2 separate regions of the Mus musculus genome follow, and region 1 is linked to region 2. The links are chromatin loops, found by intact Hi-C in ENCODE. Cell type or tissue: gastrocnemius. All regions are shown on one strand. Each heading gives the region's core, and the rest is flanking DNA. Links, peaks and the distances in the headings are about the cores only.

Region 1 (9,806 bases), core at 965-8,964, 110 kb after region 2:
CTGACCAAAAAAAAAAAACAAAACACCAGGTCCAATGTGTGTTGCCGGTATACTCATTGGAGCATGGTCAAACTCCCAGTGGCCAGCCCCTTAAAGATAAATGAGTCCTTTCCCACCCCCACCCCACCCCAATTAGAAGCCACCAACTGTGGAGAGCTACACCTCAGCATTTTAATCACAATTTTTCTAGACTTTCTTCAATAGTTTCCTGTCTGGACTGTTTCTTTAAGGGGACTTTTTAAAAAGAGGATTGTCACAGAAGCCTACAATGTCTCTCAGTTAGAAGCCTGCAACTGTCAATACCACTTCAAAAGAAGCTTCCTTGCCCATACAGCCTGTGGCAGCACAGATCATGGACTTCCCACATGGTTTCTGGTAGCAGCATGGACCACAGCCATCAAGATGGCTTCAGGCAGAAGCACAGAACCACAGACATCTACATGACCTCAGGTGGCAGCACTCAAAGCAAATCAACATGGTTTCTGTGAGAGCCCTGATCATAGACATCGACGTGGTCTCAGGCAGCAGTATTGACCACAAACATCAACATGACCCCAGGCAGCAGCATGGACCAAGGACAGCAGCATGGAGATCTTTTGATTAGAAGAGGCGTAATCCAGAAAATGAACCATTCATTCTTCAGCTCAGATTCCTTGTTACTCAGAGCCAAGGTAATTGTGTGGATGGGCAGCGAGTACAGGGGCAGAACCTGTTCGAGCTCCAAGCTGCTGTACACCACTCTGCCCTACTTGGCAATAACATGCTCCTTGGTCTACTGGCTACACTCCCATATCTGTCACCTCTCTCTGCCACAAATACCTGTGCCGCTCCCCAACCAACACTCCATCATCTTCCCATCTCTATCACACCTTCACTTACTGAAGTGGCACTGCAAACTGCTGGATATCACACATTATATTTTTTTTGCCCAAGCAGCTTTACATGCAAATGCTTATTGCAATGAGTCATTGGTCTGCTTCAAGATTTCTAAAGTAACATTAAATTCTGGACTATCACTGAGACTCATCTTGGATATCCTGTTGTTGGCCAAAGTCAGGGTGATCTTGCAACAGGGCAATGCATTAAGGGGAAGAAGGCCACTACATACCTCCCTGCTCTCGGCATCAGCCACTACAGTGGGTCCCTGGGCAAGACCACTGTGCTTGCATCCTATGAGCTGTGTTGTGGGCCCTCACTCGTCAAACCCCAGCAGGACTAGCAGGCAAGTAAGCAACCAGGCAGCAACAGCAGTGGCCAGTGGTAGTGCAGGTCTCTCGGCAGGCAAGGACCACCAACTCTACTCCACCAGTGACATCCTCTTTTGTCCCCAGTAGCCGTCCATGTTCCTATCACCCATACCAGTCACCCACACAGCTGCTGCTATGTCTCTAGTTCTGCTTCTCTCTGACATCTTTTTCTCCATGAAGCCACTTTTTTCTTTTTATTTATTCTTCGTGAGTTTCATATCATGCACTCTTGTATCATCTCCCCATCCACTCATATCGGCCTTTCACTCTTGCAACCTCCCCCATAAAATAAAAAATACACACAAACAACAAAAACACAGAAAATCATCTCATCATGGAAGCTGTAGTAAGTCACGTGCCCCACAATATATCCCCCTGTCCACACATGGGGGCGGGGAGGCTCGTTTAAAAGCATCTTCCTATAAGACCTTTCTTTTCTCACTTGTTCTGGAGATACTACACACTCTGCAGGCTCATCCTCTACTGCTGCATCTCCCCTTCGAAGCCTCTGCGAGTCTCTTCAGGCTCCTCAGAGCAGCTCAGGGTGACCATCGTTTTCTTTTTTTTTTTAATCTTTATTAGGTATTTTCCTCATTTACATTTCCAATGCTATCCCAAAAGTCCCCCATACCCTCCCCCCCCACTCCTCTACCCACCCACTCCCACTTTTTGACCCTGGCATTCCCCTGTACTGGGGCATATAAGACCATCGTTTTCTTATTTAATTCACTCTTTTAAGATTTGTAGTGGTGGTGGTGGTGGTGTTTTGGTTCTTTCGAGGCAGGGTTTTGCCTATGCATATGTACGTGTACCACATGCATACCTAGTGTCCCCTAATGTCAAAGGAAAGCATTGGATCCCCTGGAATAAAAGTTAGAGGTTGTCATAATCCATCATGTGGGTACTGGGAATTGAACCCAGTTCCTAGGAAAGAGGAGCTAGTGTTCTTAACAATGGTGCTGTCACTCCAAACCTTCCTAACCACTGAGCTATCTCTTCAGCCCTAAGACAGTCATTTTTATTTCAAATTCAAACCTATTACACTACAAAGAATTCAAATCTAACTTCAAAGCCTGCTTTTTCTCCATACTGTTTCTAAATGATATAAAGAATTGTACGCAAGCAATAGAAAAAAAAGCAAAAAAAAGCAAAATGTTTTTAAAAACCCTGGGATGCAGCATGAACCACTACTGCTCTTGCAGAGGACTCAAGCTCCACTCCCAGCACCTATGCTGTATGGCCTACAGCTGTCCATACTTCAGCCCAAGGGGGATCCGATGCCTCTTCATGTGTGCCTGTGCTCACATACACAGACATGCACACATTATAAAAATAAAATAAAAACACTAAGATGGTGTTTAATCTCAGGAAGTAAATAAATAAAAAGTAATAACCTGATAGGAGTTGACAAGGACATAAGGAATCATTATTGACAACATACAAACTGGAAACCAGGCATAGTATTTCACACCTTTGATCACAGGGGACAGAGAAAAAGGTGGATCTCTGTGAGCTCAAGGCCAACCTGGCCTACGTATTCCATTCTAGGCCTGCCAGGACTGTCTCAAAATAAATGAATACATATAAATATGAACACACACATATTTGGTATAATCACATAAAAAACAATTTGAAAATAGCACCCAAGAAGAGAAACTCTAGAACATGTGCAAAAAAGATAGATGAGTTTAAGATTATTTACTGTAGCACTTTAACAAAAAGGATGGAAATAACCTAAGGAATAAATTGACATTTATTCACAATATACCCAGACAAGGTGGCACATCCCTTTAGTCCCAGCACTTGACAGACAGATCTCTCTGTGTGTTAGAGGCAAGCCTGATCTATAAAGAGAATTCTAGGTTAGGTTAACCAGGGGTATATAGACGGTCTCAAAAAAAAAAAAAAAGGAAAAAAGTATGAATGATGAATGAATAAATCAACATACTACTATAGAGTAAACAAACTGATTTGAATATAGCAACATAGATCGAGACTGGCAAACCAAAGCCTACCCATCTGCCAGACCCAGCTAGGAAGATAGAAGTATTTTTCTATGTTTTTTTAAAATATTTATCTATTTATTTTATTTATATGAGTACAGATACATGAGAGGGCATCAGGTTATAGATAGATGGTTGTGAGCCACACCATGTGGATGCTGGGAATTGAATTTAGGACCCCTGGAAGAGCAGTCAGCGCTCTTAACAGCTAATTCATCTCTCCAGCCCTATTTTTTATGTTTTAAAAGTAGAAAAGCAAATACTTCATGAAATATTATCAATATGAAAATATTACAAATTACATGAAATTCCAGCTTCAACTTCAGGTCACTTTGTAACTTACTGGATTATTAAACTTTTTTTTTTTTGAGACAGGTCCTCACGTTTTCCCAGGCTGGCCTAAAACTCTCTATAGCTAAGAACGACTCTGTCTGTCTCTGTCTCATGATTCTAATACAGCATCACGTCTGTTGTGCAGTGCTGTGTAGTAAGCCCAGGGCTTCATATGCGCTAGGCAAGCACCCTGCACATTGGGCTGCACCCTACCCCCTAAGCTAATTCATCTGCATCGTTACTATCACAATCTAACAACAGATTATAATCAAAGCCTCATGAGTGTAGGGTAGTCAAAGATCTAATGTACCAAAAGCAAAGGAAAAGAAGTTTTTTTAGATTTTCTATCAGGTGTGGGGAACAAGGCCTTTTCTAAAATCCAAAATGGTGGTGACACAAAACTCTGTGGGCTCTGAAAAGAATAAAAGGAAACTAAAATTCTACCGACTACACCAAGGTTATAGGTCCAAAGCAGAGAATAGCTACAAGTTGATAAAATATGATTCCCTTCCTAAGCATCTATATAATGTCCTCAGCCTTCTAGCAGTTAGCTAGAGGCCTGTAACTGATTTTAGAAGTAAAATACAAGTGAAAATGATTATGCTGGCCCATCATCCTCAGGCGACCTTGCAAGAACCAAGATAGAGAATGGAAAAGTGTGTATCAGTCTAGGTCATTCTGAATGTATCTATTACAGCAACCAGTGTTCCCTAACTGATATAAAGACCAAAGTCTGAGCTAGAATAACAATGTCTCTTTCTTTGAGTAGTCAAAGGCAGAAACTAAATATCCCAGGGTTACCTGAACCAAAAAAAAAAAAAAAATCACATTAATAACATCCCTTTAAAATAACTTTAAAAACTATTGCCAAGCCGGGCGGTGGTGGTGCACACCTTTAATCCCAACACTTGGGAGGCAGAGGCAGGCGGATTTCTGAGTTCGAGGCCAGCCTGGTCTACAGAGTGAGTTCCAGGACAGCCAGGGCTACACAGAAACCCTGTCTTGCAAAACAAAACAAAACAAAAACTACTGCCAACTATATCCAAATGTTCTGCTTCATAAATCATTCCTAAATACCTAACAGAAAACCTAACAATACTAGAAAGTAGCTCTACTTTGGTGAATTAAGTATTAAAGGATTTTGAAATAGCTCAACTTCTCCCACAGTGAGCACTCCTAATACTATAGTTGTCATAGCATACCTCAGAATTTAGAAATAAGGGCCTCTAAAGTTTAAATCTTAATTACATTCTCAAATCAGTGGAGATATATGCATCCCATTCTAAGATAGGTTCTTTATAAAGAAAACTGGTGGAGGCCAGAGAAAACTTTCAAGAGTTGGGTTCTCTCCTTCCATCTTTTTTGTTTTAAAGGAAGGGGTCTCTCTTGCTGTTTCTGCTGTGCTTCATACTTCAAGCTAGATAGCCCATGAGCTTCTGCTTGATTCTCCTATTCCCACCACCCATCTTGCTCACTGAAGTGCTAGAATTGCAGATATACTTTTAACATTGGCTCCAGGTATCTAACTCTGGTCACCAGGCTTGCACAACAACTGCCTACCTAACAGCCCAGCATGACTCTTATTTCATTCACTGTACTATCAGTCATGAAGAATTTATTATTTATTTTGTAAAGAAAATAGAATTCAAAATGCATAGAGAGCTGGAAGTCAGAAAAAGAGACACAAATTACTACCCTTAAGGAGCAAATGTTCTAATATGGAAGAAAATCAGTAAGTACCAAAAAATGTGGCCATACTATCAATAGAAGATAAGAATACAACGAGAAAAGGAAGTGACCATGAGAGTTATTTTGGAACAGATAGTCAAGAAAGGTTTCTTTAAGAATATTATCTCAAATTGTGTTCGCAGCCTTTGCCGCTCTCCAATGCCAGTGCCACCTCTTGCTTGCTGAGCTCCAGCCGAAGGAGAAGGGGGGTAAGTAAGGAGGTGTCCATACCATGGCTCTTACAAAGCAGACTGCCCGCAAATCCACGGTTGGTAAAGCACCCAGGAAACAACTGACTACAAAAGCTGCTCACAAGAGTGCGCCCTCTACTGGAGGGAGTGAAGAAACCTCATCATTACAGGCCTGGTACTGTGGCACTCAGTGAAATCAGATGCTATCAGAAGTCCACTGAGCTTCTGATTCCCAAGCTCCCTTTTCAGCATCTGGTGCGAGAAATTGCTCAGGACTTCAAAACAGATCTGCTCTGCGCTTCCAGAGTGCAGCTATTGGTGCTTTGCGGGAGGCAAGCGAGGCCTATCTGGTTGGCCTTTTTGAAGATACCAATCTGTGTGCTACCCATGCCAAACCTGTAACAATTATGCCAAAAGATATCCAGCTAGCAAGCCGCATACGTGGAGAACGTGATTAAGAGTCCACTATGAGGGGAAACATTTCATTCTTAAAAAAATTTTTTTTCCTCTTCTTCCTGTAATCAGTAGTTCTGAATGTTAGATATTTTTTCCATGGGGTCAAAGGTACCTAAGTATATGATTGCAAGTGGAAACAGAGGGGACAGAATCAGGTATTGGCAGTTTCTCCATGTTTACTTGTGTGTATTTTTAATATAAATGCAAGATGTAAAGCATTAATGCAAGCAAAATGTTTCAGAACACATTTTAACAGTTCAACTTCATAACAATTATAAATAAACCTGTTAAAATTTTCTGGACAATAACAGCATTTGGATTTTTTAAAAATAAGTAATTTCTTATTGACGGCAACTAAATGGTGTTTGTAGCATTTTTATCACACAGTAGATTCCATCCATTCACTATACTTTTCTAACTGAGTTGCCCTACAGACAAGTACCTGTTTTTAATGTTGTCTGTCTTCTGTGCTATTCCTGTAAGTTTGCTATTAAAATACATTAAACTATTAAAAAAAAAGCATTATCTCACCAGGCAGTGGTGGCCCACGCCTTTAATCCCAGTACGTGGGAGACAGAAGCAGGTGGATTTCTGAATTTGAGGCAAGCCTGGTCTACAGAATGAGTTCCAGGACAGCCAGGACTGCACAGAGAAAAACAGTCTCAAAAAACCAAAATAAACAAACAGACAAAACAACAACAACAACAAAGGAAGCATTATCTCAACAGACATGAACAAAGTAAGAAAACCATCTGTACACATCCATCTGGAAAAGGGAATTCTAGATACAGAAACCATAAGTAAAAAATCCCTAAAGCAATAGTAATCTTTTTAAATGTTCTCAGGTAGACAGAAATGTTTACTATACTTGGGGACCACCAAGGCAGCCATTGTGACTAGAGCTAGTAAACAAGATGAGGAAGTTAGGCCAAGGGCCAGATTTCATAAAGTCTTACAGGACAAAGTCAACAGCCCTTTGGACTTTGATCTAAATTATGAAGGAAACAACTGTAAAGGTTTTTTAGTAAAGTGACAAGCTCATACTTAAGGTTCTACAGAATGATTTTCTATGTGTAAAATATCACACAAGGAAGAGACCACTAAGAATAGGACAGAAGATGAGTCATGAAACTCATAGGAATTTACATGAAAGATCTAACGGGGTAACACTGTAGATTCTGTAGTTCTACCTCCCCCCTCCCCACCAGCCCTTGGCAGGATTTGTCTGTGTATCTTTGGCTGACCTCAAACTCACAAAGATCTACCTTCCTCTCCCTCCCAAGTGCTGGGATTAAAGGCATGGGGGCCACCATTACCCAGTCTGACAGTATAGAGAAATGGTGGAAATGAGTAGGGTGGTTTCCTCAATTTGAATGTAGTACCTAATAGACATGAGGGACTGGATGTAAAATGAAAGGTTAAGAACAGAATCACAGGACCAGCAGCTTGGCTCAGTGGGTAAAGGCACTTGTTACACAGACAAGTTGATAATTGAGTTCCATCTTTAGAATCTGTATAGCAGGAAAGCATCAACTCCATCAACTTGTTCTGTGACCTTGTCTTCGGAGGTACAAGTGCGCGCGCACACACACACACACACACACACACACACACACACACAGAGTGTGGTGCTTTGAATGAAAAATGGCCTCCATATTCTCATAGGAAGTAGCACTATTGAGAAATGTGGCCTTGTTTGAGGAAGTGTGTCACTGGGGGTAGGCTTTGGGTTTTCAGAAGCCCAAGCCAGGCCCAATGTCCCTCTCCCTTCATGCTGCCTGCTCCTTGACAGCACCATGTCTATCTTGCATGCTTCGATGCTTCCCATCATGTCAACAATGGACTAAACCTCTGAACTTATAAGCCAGCCCCAATTAAATGTTTTCTAAGAGTTGTTATAGTGACAGTGTCTCTTTACATCAATAAAACCCTAATACACACAGATACACTATAAAGAAGTCTAAAAAAATAAAAAGGAACAAATCAAATCAGTACTTGTTAGATTTAAAAAGAGATTTGAGACTAAGGCCATCCTCTGTTACTTAATGAGTCCCTGGCCTACCTGAGTTACATAGTGAGACCTTGCATCAACAACAACATTTATGGAGAGATGGTACATCTCTTAAGAGTTCTTGCTGCTCTTCCAGAAGAATGGAGTTCAGTGCCTAACAGGACAAACTCCACAAGCACCTGAACACTCACATTCTCACACAGACACACATAATCAGTGACAGAGTCCAAGATGTGGTCTGAATAACTTAATGAATATGAATGGTGGTGCTATTTGGTAACATGGAAAGACTAGAAAAGACACAGACTGGGAAGTGAACATCTAAAGTTTAATTTGGGCAAGCTAAAAACATGGCTCAGTGATTAAGAACACTGGCTGCTCTTGCAGAGGACCAGGGTTTGACTCCCAGAACCCAAATTGTAGCACACAAATGTCTGTGACTCAAGTTCCAGGAGATCTAATGCTCTCTTCTGGCCTCTGTGGACATATGACACACAGACATACATACAGGCAAAACACCCAAACACATTGTATTAGTCAGGGTTCTCTAGTGTCAAAGAACTTATGGGCCAGGCAGTGGTGACTCACACCTTTAATCCCAGCACCTGGGAGGCAGATGCAGGGGTTTGAGGCCAGCATGGTCTACAGAGTGAGTTTCAGGACAGCCAGGGCTACACAGAGAAATCCTGTTTCAAAAAACCAAAAAAAGAACTTATGGGTAGTCTCTACATAGTAAGGGAATTTGTTAATGACTTACAATCTATAGGCCAACTCCCCAACAATGGTCAGCAGAAGCTGTAAATGCAAGTCCAAGGATCTAGAAATTGCTCAGTCCCACAAGGTACAGAGAGAATCTTCCTTCTTCCAATGTTCTCATGTGGATCTCCAGCAGAAGGTGTGGCCCAGATTAAAGGTGTGTGCCACAACGCCGGGATCTGGGACTTGCTTTGTCCCAGATGACCTTGAAGTCAGAGATGATCTTGCCTTAAGTCTCCTGGGATTCATAGCCAGTATGCTTCAAGATCTCCATGCCAAGATTTGGGTCAGAAACTTGTATCTACCAGCCTTAAGATGAGGATCACAGGTGAGCCTTCCAATTCTGGATTGTAGTTCATTCCAGATATAGTCAAGTTGACAACCAGGAATAGCCACTACAATCCACCCCTTGTCAACTTGACACAAATAATATCTCATGTCCTCATGAAACAATAACAAAGTCATGAATACGCCTCACATGATATAACTATTCCTCGTACAATCGCAAACGCATTTGTAGACTTACAATGGGGCAATGTCTCTTGGGAATATTCTTTTAGTATCTCAACTTAAACACCAATTGATGTTAAAGAAATTGGAAGAAAGACAAATGTGTTCTTAACCAAGTAAAATAGAAGCATTCATATTACTTTATAATCCTCATTTCTGCAACTGATTACATGGTCTTAGCTGGTATTTATTAACTACCTTTCTCTACTACCTATTCTATATTTCCTCTACTCTCTGCAAGCACCTCAGCAGGTATTGGCTCATTCCAGATGGGCCTGCATCCCTTGCCATCCTGCTTGGATTAGGCTGTTGTAGTTTCCCACTGACTTTAATCACAGGACATGGTAGTACTAAGAGACATTTTAAGGGATCTCCTGCACTCCAAGACATAATCCTGCTTACCTCCATTGTGGAGAGGCAATCCAATTTCCCCATGGTAATCTGCATCTGTCACCCCTCCTAACACGATTCCCTTCTTAGCCTGTTGGTTTAAGGCCATTAGAAGCCCAAAATGACTAGGGGGAAGTCTGAGCTTCCAGTTCAATGGAATATTTGTTGTGGCTCCTGGTAG
Region 2 (9,806 bases), core at 913-8,912:
AATGTATCATATCAGAGGATCCCAAGGAATAATGCTTACTGACTAGAGAAGCAATGCCACTGAAGAAGTGGGAAAAAAAAAACTGTTGACGTAAGAAACTCTAGAAATGGAGTCTGTAAGACTAAGGGAAAGCTGTTACTCAGATCTTGGTTTCTAATACTAATCCCAACCCCCCCCCCAAAAAAAACACCCCTCAAGCTTCTTGAAGAAATGACTGACTCTAAGACTGATATAAGATATACAGATGAACTGAGTGGTGGTGGCGCACGCCTTTAATCCCAGCACTTGGGAAGCAGAGGCAGGCAGATTTCTGAGTTCAAGGCCAGCCTGGTCTACAGAGTGAGTTCCAAGACAGCCAAGGCTACACAGAGAAACCCTGTCTCAAAACAAAACAAAAAAAAAAACAAAGAAAAGAAAAGAAATACAGATGAGCAGGATGCATTTCAGTGTTAGAAGGCAAGGAAGTTGCAAATAGCCCTAAAAAGAAAACAGAAACCAAACAGCACTGATGGGATATGTCACAAAACAGGAATCAAATTAAGGGACTTCCTTTCAGTGGCCACAGCTACAATTTAAACAGACAAATAAATAAGATTCTAACTAGAAGATAAGTATCTATTAGCCCATACTAATCAATAAATTAACAAATGAGATGGAGATGAATATATAGACAACTTAAACAACACTACCGACTAATTGAAGACTGCAATACGGTAGTAGACTATATGCTTTTTTTTCAGTGACATGAGAAATTTACTAAAGAATATCATCATATTCAGGGCCATAGTAAAATTAAATACATTTTAAATAATTTAAAATCAATAAAATACTTTGACCACCATGAAATTTAATGATAACTTAGTAAAAGAAGCAATCAGAGAAATCTCTGGGACTTGTTTTTCCTTGTTTGAGACAGTTTGTCTGTTTAGCCCTGGCTGTCCTGGAACTCACTCTGTAGACCAGGCTGTCCTCAAACTCAAAGATCCACCTGCCTCTGCCTCTGCCTCTGCCTCTGCCTCCTGAATGTATGAGCCACTACAGCCAGCTGGGATCTGTTTTTAATGAATATAATTAGTGAGAGGGTATATAGTATATATATAGTTGGGGGGAAAGAGGGACTGCGAAAGGTTTTGGCAAAGCAAAACAAAACAAAACAAAGCCTTCTATAAGCAAGGGGATATAATGATGGGTTCCCCCAGCCTGGTAGTCTAGAAGTTTATAAACATTCTCTCCAATGGTCCATGTTCCAATAGTCTTCCCAAAGCCATTCAGACCCCAACTCTAACTGTAGGTACTGTATCATTCAGTTCTGAGAAAAAGCATAAAGACTAAGTGTAGATCTCACAGACAGGTTAAGAGCAAATTCTTTGGTGTCTGTCTGTCTGTCTCTCTCTCCCCTTTCCCTCCCCCCTTCATTTCTCCCTCTCTCTCTCTCCTCTCTCTATGCAAGTGCCCTTTCTCTCTTTTTCTTCCATCCCTACCCACTCTCCAACCCTCTTGGCCATTTCCCTTGCCTCTGTCCTTGGAGCCTGTGAACTCGATCACCCAAAAGCAGCTTCCCAATAAACCTGCCTTTAATATTTAAAAAACAAAACAAAAAAAAAGACCAAATTCTTCAAGAAGACTTCCATTTTCCTAAAAACAATCCCAGCCTTGGGGTAGGTCTTTGAAATTGACTGACCACAAACTTGTTAAGTCCCCATAGTTCCCTTTAAGGGTTTAATAATTCACTAGAACAACTCAAGAAAGCAACACATTTATTCTAGTTGTACTATAGACTATACTGGAGTGGGTTAAGGTCTGTGAGGGACATTAGAGCTGCTGTGCCTGCAGTGTGGAATAAGGGTGTGTCTATCAGCACATAGATGTGTTTATAAATCAGGAATCTCTACTGAGCTGGTGTGTCCTGAGTCTGCTTGTTTTAAATTGGGATTTTATTATATAGTTGAACTCAATCTTGAGGCCCAGTCTCTTTCTTGGAGATCAGGTTGGCTCAAAGTTTCAACCCTGTAACCACATGGTTAGTTTCTCTGGTGACCAGCCCCTCGGCCCGAAACTACCTTTTATTAAAGTGAGTCATCACTTTAATAAAACCACCATTCCTGTCCAGGAATTAATTTTGGTATAATTACAGATGTCAAAAGTCTAAGAGAATAATTTGTATGCCCACCTTTATTGCAATTCTCTATTTTTCAAATACTTATTTTACCTTAAAAAGTTCAAAATGTTGTCAATATTTGAAAGTTTCTAACAGAATAAAAACATCAGTAACTTAAATAAGACTTACTTGGAGGAAGAGTAACACGCTAGAACATTAATATTTTAAAGAACAAAAAATGTAGCAGCACACAGAACAGGTTTTTTGGGCTCTACCAAGCTCTTTAGTGGATGGAAGGGGGTAATGCTACTAAGTTATAATGAAACAACTACCACATACAAACCAGAAGCACTCAGCTGATCCTGAGACAGCTGCTTCCCTTACAGTTTGGTTATAAAAGAACACAATTATGTAGCAAGCACCTGTGTAGAAAATAGCAAGTTAAACAATGCTACCTTCCCAAGTCACCTACATAATCATTCCCAATAAACCCCTTGTCCTCCTCACTAAGGTCAACATCAGCCTGAGTTTAGACATTCTTTAATCCCCTCTACCTCTGGCAACCTTTAGGCTTTCTGTTAATATATAATGCCTAGCCTAGACATGTCATAAAAATGGAATTACAGAAGCAGCCTTTTGTGTTTTAGTTAGTACGTTTTGCAATTTTATGTTTAAAAAATGCCAATCTTTTTGCAAAATGGTTCTACCAATTTATATCCCCACCATTAGGGCCACTGCCCCCTCCCTCCCACATGACCACTCAACTCAGTAAGTCATCAAAGAAGAGAATATTTTTATGACTTTAATTTGGCAATAACTAATGAAACTGTATCTTTTTAGGTGTGTCTTTAGCTATTTTTCAATTATACTATTATTTACAAGTGTTCCTTAACTGTCCTGAATCAAGAGCCCTTTGTCACATGAGTCACAATTATCTTCTATTTCATTGCCTTTTGACTGTCTCTGGAGTATCTTTTGGTAACTAAAAATTCTTAATTTTCAAGTAGTCAAATTATTAATCTTTTTATATTCAGGTCCCAAAGAAAGGTGGGTCAAGTCTCATTCAGTACCTCTGACTCCCCCAGAACCTCTCACCCTGGGTCCTCCCCTAAACTCCAGCATAGGGGCTGAGCTTCCATTCCCCCAGCTTCTGGCTCCTATATAATTATAGCCATTTTGGCCACACATTCTCTTGGTCCTCCTCTCTAGGCCTCTTGATCACATATGTAGGCTCAAAGTAGATGTGCATGTCTTCCCTAATTGCTTTCCACTTCACTTATTCAAGTAGGGTTTCTTGCTGAACCTGGCATGTAATGATTCCAGTTATTCTAGCTAGCCAGGTTCTATAGGAAGTGTTGGGAGTGCACAGATTATAGGCAAGCTGCAAGGCCTGCCAGGCTTTTATGTGGGTTCTGGGGACCCACATGCTTGCCTGGCAAGTGGTTCATCCACTAAACCACCTCCCCAGTCCTGCCTTTTAGTGTTTCTTGATACGGATATTCAACTGTCCCAATACCGCTTAATGAAAACAATCTTTTTGTTTTTAGCTTTATAAGTAACTTTTGTCTATGTGGACTCTGAAAGAAGAGTCCTAAATCTATTCTTCCTATTAGTGTTCCTTGTCTCACTTAATGGCATCCTTACCCACTCATTACCCAAGCAGGAAATAAGGAGATACTGTATTCTAGTGCTTTAGCCACCTATGTTTTTTCTGTGTTCATGTATTTCTCCACATCTAATAACCTCTTATACCCGGATAATGGCAATGGACTTTTAACTGGTCTCCCAATTGCCAACTGTGGCACTCCTTTTAGCAACTTTAATATTTTTAATCAGATAATTATATACTTGTGGCAAAAAGGTTGCAAGCTGAAAGAAGTGATAGTGTTTTTTTCATTCTTAAAAACTGGTTTATGTGTAAATGTGCATACATCACAGGGGCCACAAGAGGGCACTGAATCCTTTAGTCACTGAATGTGAGCAGTGGGACCTGAACTACAGCCCTCTCCTATGGCTTGAACAGCAATGGCTCTTAACTAGTACAACCCACCTTTCCAAGCCCCAGAAAGTGTTTCTCTTATCATTTTGCTAATGTGGTAAGTGCTCACTTTTAGGATAATGTAGTTCTGATTTTCTTAGACTTTTGTTTGCATTCCTATTAAACCTATTTTCTGTATTGTTCGAGAAAGAAATTTAAGCATGACCTTCAACTTTGTGATTTAAGCCTTAAAAAACACTCTCTTTTTAGGTTAAGAAACAACGTTGGAAAACTTCATAAATTCATCTTCCAGGAAAATGAACATAAGTATGAATGTAAAACTGGCAATACAAGCTCAGGAGACTTACAAACCTCATAAAAACATCCACAGTCCACAGATCTTAGGTACAAGAATGACACAAGATATTAATATCTTAACTCACTATAAAATGGATAGCTCTCCCATAACTTACTTTATCCTCTTAACAAATTCAATTAGCAATTCAATTTATAATCTGGAAACATACATAATGAAGACATGCATTTTTATTTTCTAACTATAACAGGTTCTTTTGTACTTACAGATATGTTGCCTTGGCTTGAACTTTGCTTACTATACAACTATCTTAGAAGGTACCACTTTGCTTTATGATAGCTTATTAAATGAGCATGGGCTTAATACAGTCCTTATGTTTCAAGTTGGCTGTTACTTGTGGCAGCTTCCTCTGCAGTTCTCCTTTCATATACTGCTTCTGACAAGGGACCTGCATACCTTGTTAGCTTTCCATCTTCTCTTTTAGGCATTCTCTCTCCTTTGACATAAAACTACCCAGGTCTGAAATCACATCATCAAAAACGACTGCTTTCTGAAGTCATCAGAACATACTACACTCTACCTTCACTATAAAAAGTGTTATTCCTGAATTCATGGCATTCTCTTTATCATGACTTTTGACAAGAGTGACCTCACTGTCCTCATAATCTTTCAACATCCCAGCCTTGAGAAGTTTCTAGAGAATGCTACACAATGAGGCTGGCCAGTTTCATATTACCCTATGATCCACTGATTCCACTGTCTCTGCATAAAAATCAGACCAAAGTTTTATTGTGTTTATTCTCAAATCGGTTTAAGACACTATTTTATAGTTTACCCTCTCTCCTCAGGCTCTCAGATAATTATCCCACTTTTAACTTCAGAGAGGGAGGAGAAGTAATCAGAAAATAACCTAGATAAGCTCTCATTACTATACCTTCTAATGTCTGTGCTATATTCCCACTCTCCCTATTCCTTCAAAAGTGCACATAACTGTCTGAGATCCTAGCTAAGGTCAATCTGCTTACATACTAGATCTCATTTCATCTCAGCCACACAAGGACTGTGGTAGACATTGCCCCTTTTCAGGAATGGCCAAGGTTTTTACTACATGGAATGACTTCCATCAGCACACAATACATTACATTTCTAACTTTTTCTCCTTTTGTGCAAGGGAACTAATCTAGGGTCTTGTTCACATCAGGCAAGGGATTTACACCTCTGAGTTATATTGCTTCCTATTTTTATAGTAATGTTTCTACACTTAGTATTACCATTTTCTTTTTGACTCTCTAATCAGTCCCTGGCCACTAATATTCCATCAAAGCAGCTACCAAATATCAACACTGACACCACACTACATCCAAATGGCAGTCCTCAGACTTCATGTCACTGATAGCTCCACTTGAAATACTTGTTCTTATTGCTGTTGGCGCCAAGACACTAGTGTTTCTTCCTCCTCTTCTTCCTCCTTCTTTTCTTCTGTGCTCTCCCTACTCTGACCTTTAAGAACAAGAATGCACCTTTAGTTTCTGGTCATTACTCCCAGGAACTCATCTAGACATGCAGGTTTTTTTTTTTATCTTATCTGCAATGTTTATGTCTTCCACACTCCATGTAATGCTCAATTGCATCATAAATGCACAGACAACATCTCACTATAAGGACCCAGCACCAGAAGTGCTGGGATCAGAGGTGGACTTTCAGAAAGACAGAACTAGAATGATTAGAGGTAGTACCTACAAAGCACAAAGAAGAAGAATGAAACTATAGAGACAAAGGTTAAAACAAATAATAGAATAATACGCATAGGGTACAAGAGGAGGATAACTCACTGCAAAGTTAGTAGTAGAAAAAAATCTGAATGGCACAACACTGGAAAGCTCAAAATTATGAGCATATCTAAACAACCAATAACAAAGGAGTGAAACTGAAGAGAATACAGTAAATCAAATGCTACATGTTTTTAATAATAAATAAGAAGACAATCTCAGAGCCAGGCGTGGTGGTGCACACCTTTAATTCCAGCACTCGGGAGGCAGAGGCAGAGGCAGGCGGATTTCTGAGTTTGAGGCCAGCCTGGTCTACAAAGTGAGTTCCAGGACAGCCAGGGCTGTACACAGAGAAACCCTGTATTGAAGAAGAAGAAGGAGGAGGAGCAGGAGGAGGAGGAGGAGAAGAAGAAGAAGAAGGAAGAAGAAAGGAGAAGGAGAAGGAGGAGGAGGAGGAAGAAGAAAGGAGGAGAAGGAGGAGGAGAAAGAAGGAGGAGAAGGAGAAGAAGAAAGAGAAGAAGTAGAAGAAGAAAGAGAAGAAGAAAGAAGAAGAAGAAAGAAGAAAGAAGAAGAAAGAAGAAGAAGAAGAAGAAGAAGAAGAAGAAGAAGAAAGGAGAAGAAGGAGAAAGAAGAAAGAAGAAGAAGAAGAAAGAAGAAGAAGAAGAAAGGAGGAGAAAGAGAAAAAGTAGAAGAAGAAAGAAGAAGAAAAAAGAAGAAGAAGAAGAAAGAAGGAGGAGGAGGAGGAGGAGGAGGAGGAGGACAATCTCAGATTGCCAGAGAAGTTGAAGTTACAGGACAAACACTGCTTCCCAAAGTGGAAATAAAGAAGCAGAAGCAGATGCAGGATATCTGAATTTATAGACAAGACTTTCATAAACAAAAACCTCCTTGGGAACCAGTAAGAAGGCCTGCAATGGACAATTTGTCCAAGCTTAGTATAGGCTATGCTAAGAGTTAAGAGTTGCTGGATAATGTATTTTTTTATTCAATATGCATGGGCGTTTTGGCTGGATCAATGTCTGTGTATCTTGTGTACTCATGGTGACTGAGGAAGTCAGAAGAGGGCACTGGATCTCCTGAGACTGGTAACAACTGTTACTGTGAGCTGCTATGGAGGTGCTGAGAACCAAACCTAGGTCCTCTGCAAGAGTAACCAGCACTGTGAACCACTGAATCATCGCTCTAACCGTCTCTCTAAGTATAGGTAAATTTTATGCACAGGGAAGTTACCAGATTCTCACAGTGAATGTTTTAAGAAAAAGTTCATTTGATTTGAGAAGAAGCAGAGGAAGAAGGACCATTATGAAAAAGTCAGGGCATTCTGTTCTTAACGAAGGCCAGCTGCTGAAGAAACTACAAAAATGTACTTCATCTATTGGAAAAGAAACACTCAACTCCTGCTACTTAGAATCTCCGGCCCACATAATCTGGGGGAATTAAACTAAAATATGCTAGTTTATAAGGTTTGCAGCATGGACCATCCAAAGACTTAGACTCAAATATACAACTAGAGAATACTTCTCTCCCAACCCTATCAAATTTACTGTGGTTAATTTATGTAGTACATTATAGCCATCTATTAACAGCAACAACAAAAAAATAATACGAGTTGGGTGTGGTGGTGCACACCTTTAGTTCCAGCAGAAGCAGGTAGATCTGAGGCCAGGCTGGTCTATGGAGGGAATGCTAGGTAGGCCTTCCAAGGTAGCATAGCAAGACCTTGTCTCAAAACAAAACAAAAAGACTTACAAGGCATACTAAAAAAGCAAAAGAAGAAGGGAAAATATCCCTATGATTAATACTTTATGTGCTTGAATGGAAAAGGAGACAAGTTTCCAAACGTTCACTCAAGAAATATGGGAAATTACAAAAGCAGATGGGTGTTGCAGAAGTAAAGGTAAGGCTAAAGATCAAAAACCACTGTACTGTAAGTCAAGGATACTGTACTGACAGACAGGACACATCTCAGGGAAACATCACCAACTTAAGAAGATGGCAATAGACATGCCAAAAATAGAAAAGGTAAGGAGAAATGGGGAGGAGGAGAGGGAAAAGGAGGAGAACATTTGGGAGCTGAGACAACCAGCGAAAGCTGTAGCAGACCTGTGGTTGAGTAAGAGAAGAAGAAACAGAGAAGGGAGAGAAGAACATTTGGAACAATAAGAAAGGAAAACCCTGCAGACTGGAGCGATAGCTCAGTGGTTAAGAGCACTGGCTGTTCTTTACAGAGGATTCAGGATCAATTCCCAGCACCCACTTGGCAGCTCACACCTGTGTGTAACTCCAGTTCCAGGGGTCCAAACACGACCACACGGACTCAGATGCCGTCAAAATGCCAATAAACATAAAATAATAAATAGATTCTTTAAAAACCCAAACTAATGTCTTATAAAAGCTGTCGAGCAAGGAAAGTGAGAAAGCATAGAAAGGATGAGCTCCCTGTCCAACCTATCCAGGTTTATGTGTACACACAGAAGATCAGAGAAAGGGGTTTTGAAGTCTTGGAAGAAGGTGGGAAGCACTGCCTTCTCCACAGAAGAGCACACACAAAATGACACCCTCACAGACAAAGGTGACAGCAGAGTGAAATAGAATAAGGGGAGGGAGAGAAGAGAGAAAAAAAGAATAATCTTAGAATTCTATGCCTATGAAAATAGTCTTCAAAAGCAGAGGAGAAATACCTTTTCAAAAAATATTAGTAATTTAATATCAGCAGATCTATCTTCACAGAAATAGTTGAAAAGCAGTTCATAAAGAAAAAATTATATAGGCAAGAAACTGACTTCTACATAAAGAAAGCATTTGGCTTAGCATGTGGCTCAATTCCCAGTACTTGTTGAAAAAAAAACCAACACATTGCAGGCAATTATTATTTTAATAAAAAATTTATTATTACTATTATATGTGTATGAATGTTTTTACCTGCCTGTATGCATGCATGTATGTGTTCCACATAAATGCTTGGTGCTTGATGAAGTTAGAAGAGGATGTCAGATCCCCAGGAACCAGAGACAACTAGGAACCAAATCTGAGTTCTCTGCTAGAACAGCAAGGGCTCTTAACCACAAGCCATCTCTCCAGCTCCAGTATGCCAAGTCTTAAAGTGTATTTGCCTAACAACAAAGTATCAAAATGCATAAGGCAAAAATGAACACTATCAGGGGTGATAGAAGGTGACATAATAGTTACAAATTTTAATGTCCTTTCAAGAGAAATGGCAGATCTAGGAGGCAGAAACTTACTGAGGACTAATTAAACTTATCATAGCAGTCATATGAATATAATGGACAATACAACAATTACATCTACATACCATATCATATGAAAAATTTATCAAAACAAACTACATTCTTGACCAGAACATATATCTCACAAAGCTTAGAAGAACAGAAATCATTCTGTATCTGCTTAGAGCAAAATAAAGTTAGAAATCGATAAAAGTAAGATAGCTGGAATAAATTTATAAAAATATTATTTATTATATACCTTTAAAACATTTGAAAATATTTTGAACAAAATAAAATTGAAAGCACAAAATTTGTGAGATGCAGAAGTCAATACTTGACTGCATTAATGGATATACTAGAACAGATAATCTAAACTCATTCTAAGTTTATACATTTGAAACTAGGAAAAAAAGCAAAT

What was found. Hi-C counts contacts between places; a loop is a spot of excess contacts. Peaks named below come from ENCODE experiments on the same cell type or tissue, not always from the same donor. Only the 100,000 strongest peaks of a DNase experiment are listed, where the experiment ranks them.
Region 1: it touches region 2 in a loop (4-fold over the local background); 14 of 42 quality-filtered maps call a loop at or near these places.

What each region holds. Positions count from the first base shown.
Region 1 is chr4:116,443,245-116,453,050 of GRCm38, forward strand. All of the region lies in intron 1 of Mast2 (microtubule associated serine/threonine kinase 2), which reads right to left. Among named protein-coding and RNA genes, the nearest start is that of Mast2, 16 kb to the right of the region's middle. In gastrocnemius, for the core only: a CTCF peak has its summit at 5,634 (motif pointing left); a DNase peak (open chromatin) is centred at 5,626.
Region 2 is chr4:116,338,266-116,348,071 of GRCm38, forward strand. The region is part of intron 5 of Mast2 (microtubule associated serine/threonine kinase 2); the gene reads right to left. Among named protein-coding and RNA genes, the nearest start is that of Mast2, 120 kb to the right of the region's middle. In gastrocnemius, for the core only: a CTCF peak has its summit at 4,039 (motif pointing right); a DNase peak (open chromatin) is centred at 4,053.